2 separate regions of the Homo sapiens genome follow, and region 1 is linked to region 2. A link is an interaction called in ENCODE POLR2A ChIA-PET data of the cell type or tissue named here. Cell type or tissue: OCI-LY7. All regions are shown on one strand. Region 1 overlaps BCR (BCR activator of RhoGEF and GTPase). Region 2 has its middle 67 kb from the start of IGLL5.

Region 1 (2,500 bases), 320 kb after region 2:
AGGAAGCATTGAGGGGCTAGCGCCGTGGGGCGAGGGCTCATGGCACCTGTGCTCTGTGGACCCATGTGGGGAGCAAAGCGACAGGTTGGAGCTGCACTAACCCAGGCCCCAGGTCTGAGAGGCTGCTGACTCCCTGCCTGCATTTAGCCCCAGGAAGCTGAAACCTCAAACCATGTGGTGTTAGCGCCCAGGGCCTCGAAAGAGTCATTCAGAAACAGAGACCATGAATGGGCCATTCAGAAGGCTGGTGGCCCAGCCAGAACCAGAACCCAGCCACACCCCTGGGTCTGCACTCCAGACTGGGGTTCTTTCTGCCCTTCTCCAGCCTGTGTCTGCCTGGTGGTCACTCTGCGACATTTTCCTCTTTGGAGGCCCTTGCCTCTTCATGAGCCCCCCATCTCGCTGTAGCTTTGCCTTCTGACTTGGCTTTCCCCCACCCAGCAAGGGTTCTGAGCAGAAAGCCCTCCGTGTGAGAACCGCAGGGTTAGAAAGAGGCATGGGCACTAGAAATAGGGAGTGAATGCGGTCACCCTTGCTGGGACACCCTCAGCTGTCACCCCTGGGCTTTGTTGCTGAGGCTTTGTGCCGTCTTATTGTTTATCACCGGATGGAGCATCACGGGCTTCGCTCTGATGTCTCCAGTGGTGACAGTACCTGCCGCTCTGTTCTTCCAGAGTCTGTGGGGCACCCTGCTCCGCCAGGTGCTGCTGGTAACAGGCTCTGCATGTATCCGGGGCTCCAGCTCCCTCCCCACTGCCAGCCTCCCTCTGGACCATTCAATCTGTTCTCTTTTCCTTTTTCATTAAATGAGCAACCCTCCTCCCCCACAGCTGGAATGGTGGCATCGAATTTCAAGTGACCTTGACAAATCAGGGACCTGATCTTTTAAGAACAGGTTACAGTTAAGCGGGCAAGTTCAAGTCCACCCAGACAGGTTTCTGCAGAGGAGGGAGGAAACACCATGGGACGCCACCTGGGGATCACGTGGTGCCACCAACCATGCACCAGTGGATTCTGAGCCATGGTTGAGATGCAGGGAGTGGGATGGGGCTCAGGACCAGCTGCAAACCGACCCACCGTGAAAGTTTGTGGCACCTGCACCATCAGGGCGACATGCACTTTGGTTCTCTGTGTTTCAAAAAAGACCCAGAGGAATTGGAGCCACCCAAAGAAAGCAGAGTCAAACGCAAGGAAGAGAAAGCAGCAAGCCCTGCAGAGGTGTTGGGGGGTCAGTGCTCAGGCGTGGGAGTTCGAAGATCACCCTCAAGTACAGGAAGGAGTGGAGTAGTGTCCGTCTTCTCCTGGGACAGTCCTGAGAGATGGGCAGCATCCAGTTAGATCTGGTTCCATGGAACACCAGCTCTCCAGACGGTAGGAATAGGAATTACATGAAAAGGGCTTTGGGAGTCAGGCCAGTTTGGGAAATGCAGGGTTAAACCAAACTCACAAGTTTTCTTGAGGCAGGTTTTCCTGGAGCTCCTAGATAACTCCCAAGCATCACACTGTCCACGGACACGTGGGCCGCCTCCCAGGCTCTTGTGAGCCCAGCACCTGGTTTTTGCAGTCTTTTGTTTGGCTCTCCCACCCCCTTACACCCTTTGGGAACTGCTGAGTCAGATATACAGAAGAACAGTCACTGCGAGGGCTGTTAAACTCTCAGGAAAGGTACCAAAGTGCATGGCAGCGTTTGGCCCCAGTGAGCTGGAAAACACTTTCGTCTGGTCTTGAGATGTTTCCTGCAGCACAAGAGGTTGGCAGAGCAACCTCAGAACCTCTTCTGTCTCTGTTTATGCTTTTGTTCAGAAGCTTAGTACCAGGAATTAATCTCAGCTCCTTCCCAGAGGATTTTAGGCACACAGGGATCTTTTATTCTGCACTTCTCCAGTGATGCTTTCAACACAATTGTATCAAAACAGCCTAGGCTATTCACTTACAAGCCCTGCTTTTGCCCTGGGAATCTTAGCACCTCATTTTTTAGTAAGTACACTTGCAGATCCGGAGAGGGCAGGTGGAGGTATAATCCAGTGTCAGTCTGCAGTGGTGGGCCTGCCCTGGCCGTCTCCAAAGATGGGTGCTCTTCGGAACTGGCAGCCCCCTGCATGCTGTCTAATTGCCCCAAGAAAACAGTGACGTGTGTTTAGGAGCATGCTCCTGTTGGCCTCCATTTACAGGATCCTCTGTGTCAGAGGATCTCAGCCAGGCGTGATTTTGTTCACAAGGGACACTTGGCAATGCCTGGAGACATTTTGGTTGTCAAAACAGCAGGAAGGCAGACGTGCTCCTGTACCTATAGGTAGAGGCCAGGGCAGCTGCTCAGCACCCTAAGGTGCCCAGGACAGCTGCTCAGAGAATCTGTAGCCCAAAATGTCAACAGTGACCTGGCTGAGAAGCCCTGTCCCAGGTGGACCGCAGCATCCAGGGCATCCTGCGTGCTCGGCTTGCTCGTGGGTCCCTGCACACCCTGTGACTTCATTATCAGCTCAGAATGCACCTGGGGTTT
Region 2 (2,500 bases):
AAAAAAGTGCTTCAGGGTATGGGTTCTGGATTGGTTGGTTTGCACAAGAAAGGCTCACTGTTTGCCATCTCTAAGAATTAGCTAACCCTGCAAGGGGCAGTGCCCCAGGGTCAGCAAGGCCCCAGATGTCAGATCATCAGAAAACAGAAAATAAAAGAGCATGGTTAATACACACAGTCTCCCCAGGAGCCACAGTACATGGGTCTGAGAATAGATGGATAGAAGTGAGAGTGGCTTCTTCCACAAATAATCCTCCTAATACGCTCAAATAAGGTTTGCTTGCTATCCGAACATTTGAGCTCTGCTGCTTTGAAGATCTTAGTTCCCAAGAATATAATGCCTCTCCCAGGGGACACCACAATGGCTCCATTGAGTTGGAACTAACAGTCAGAAACGGGGGCAACTTTACTGGAAGGACTGATTGGTGCTAACGAGGGGAAATTGGGCTGCTGTGTCACATAGTGGGGGCAAGAAGGACTTCACCTAGAACCCCGAGTACTCATCATCTTAGTACTTCTGCCTACTCAGACCCTTCAAGAATGAAGGTTTAGATCTTCCCACCAGATAAAGATCTGTAACCAGCTGAGGTTCTAGCTGTGGAACAGGGAAATATCAAATGGGTAGTGGACAAAAGAAGTCACAGATAGCATCTGTGGCTCATAACTAGGGTTTACCAGGTTTAGTAAACGAAAATACAGACGTCCAGTGAGATAGTAACTTCAGATAAACAACAAATAGTATTACTAAAAGTACTATTTGTATGTCCTATGCAATATTGGGGACATATTTATGCTTAAAAATGCATTCACTGTTTGGACATCCTATATTTTATCTGGTAATTCTATTCATGACCAAGTAAAAAAGCACATTTTTTTACTTTGCTTGTCATGTGTGGTATATGTATGTATTTGGAGTTATTAACCATTTATCTTTTCTTATTATGAGTTGTTAGCAGAGTATTCAGTGAAATTGTGACTAAAGATGAAGATAAACTAATATAGTTAGCTGTGGATGCAGTGGCTCTTGGGAGCCTGCATCTCGCTTGGAGGAGAGGGTGAGAATTTCGTTCATATAAAGGATAACTGCTTCTTATTAGACGGAAACAGAGTTGTTTTTTGGTTCCTCAGAAGTTCAAATGTGTGTAGAAAGATAAATACGGAAGCTAAGTAGGAAAGCGGGTGAACTCTGCCAGTTATCAGCGGAATGTTCTAGCTGCAAATTGCCCCTTTCTCGCAAGCTCTAGGAAGCCGGCTGGTAAACAGCGCCCTCCTTTGCCCGCCGCTGCAATGTTAGGCTTTGCCAAAAGAGAGCACCTGGGGGAAGCTGCGAGGCCACCGCGGCGAGAAGGTGCTTTCCTGTTTCCCTGCTGTCCTTTCTTTTTATTCCGCACAGAAGCCATATATATATATATATATATATATATATATATATATATATATATATATATAGTGTACATTTATATATTAGGCTTTTAGGCCATATATATATGTGTGTGTATATATGTATATGTATCGCTACATATATATACTATATATACATATATACTATATATACTTTCTACACACTATAAATAGATAGTGTGGCACATCTATATATTACACATTTAGGCTCTTTATAGATATGTACCACCACATATATAGTGATACATTTATATATATATATATATATCGACTAAACAGCATTTAGGCTGTTTCCAGCTTTTTGCTACCACAAGTAATGCAGGAATTAGCAAATAAGATCTTCCAGATAATACCCAGAGGCAGGACTGCTGGATCAGGAGGAATGCACATTTTCAGTTTTACTGCCCTCTAATGTGGCTGATGAATTTACACCCTACTAGCAATGTGTGGGTTCTGTTTCTCTAACTCTTTACCACACTTGATATCAGCAGACTTTTCCATTTGCACCACGCAGCTCTTACTACAACCCTCCTTTACAGCTCTCAACTAACCCAGGCAGGCAGCATGCGTGGGCCAGACACCAGGGCAGTCCTCCACTGCAGTTAGATATTGAGTCTCCCTCCTGTGACTGGGCAGACGAAAAGGACTTGTTCACTCTTGTTTTCTCTAACACAGCGCTTCACACACAGAGTTCTTTTCCAGTTATGTGACTAATTCAATAAACTGCCTGAGCCTTAGTTTCCCAATCCTTGTCATTAAATGGTCACTGTGCCCACTGGTGTGCTGGGAAAAGTTTAACAACTAACAGAGTAGCAAGGGCGGTGGGAGTCCTAATTTGTAGCATTTGCCCATTTCCATGGTATAAATAATCCCACCATGGCTGATTTCAAGCTACCAAGGTGCCCCACTGAACACAGAGTTGGGAAGAGATGCTCTTAAATCATCAGCTCTCCTGAGCTGGTGCAAGCCAGTTGCGGGACACCACTGGGCTTTTTGCAACCCTGTTTCTTAATTCTCAGTTCTGGGCAGGCTGTAGTCGCCTCCCCGTGCTTCTGTACAAGTAGACAGCGACATCTGGTGGCAAAGTCAAGCAAATCCCA

The links. ChIA-PET counts read pairs that join two places held together with the same protein. Peaks named below come from ENCODE experiments on the same cell type or tissue, not always from the same donor. Only the 100,000 strongest peaks of a DNase experiment are listed, where the experiment ranks them.
Region 1: POLR2A ChIA-PET joins it to region 2 with 9 read pairs; 2 of 35 experiments call an interaction of 5 or more read pairs at or near these places.

The regions. Positions count from the first base shown.
Region 1 is chr22:23,268,930-23,271,429 of GRCh38, forward strand. The region is part of intron 5 of BCR (BCR activator of RhoGEF and GTPase); the gene reads left to right. Among named protein-coding and RNA genes, the nearest start is that of LINC02556, 56 kb to the right of the region's middle. RefSeq lists an enhancer at 187-857 and a silencer at 232-281. In OCI-LY7, no CTCF peak of the experiment used is centred here; DNase peaks (open chromatin) are centred at 132, 622, 1,032 and 1,652; H3K4me3 peaks cover 2,500 bases; H3K27ac peaks cover 2,500 bases.
Region 2 is chr22:22,953,628-22,956,127 of GRCh38, forward strand. No RefSeq gene overlaps it. Among named protein-coding and RNA genes, the nearest start is that of IGLL5, 67 kb to the left of the region's middle. RefSeq lists an enhancer at 1,085-1,234. In OCI-LY7, CTCF peaks have their summits at 1,234, 1,433 and 2,475 (motif pointing left); DNase peaks (open chromatin) are centred at 1,264 and 2,454.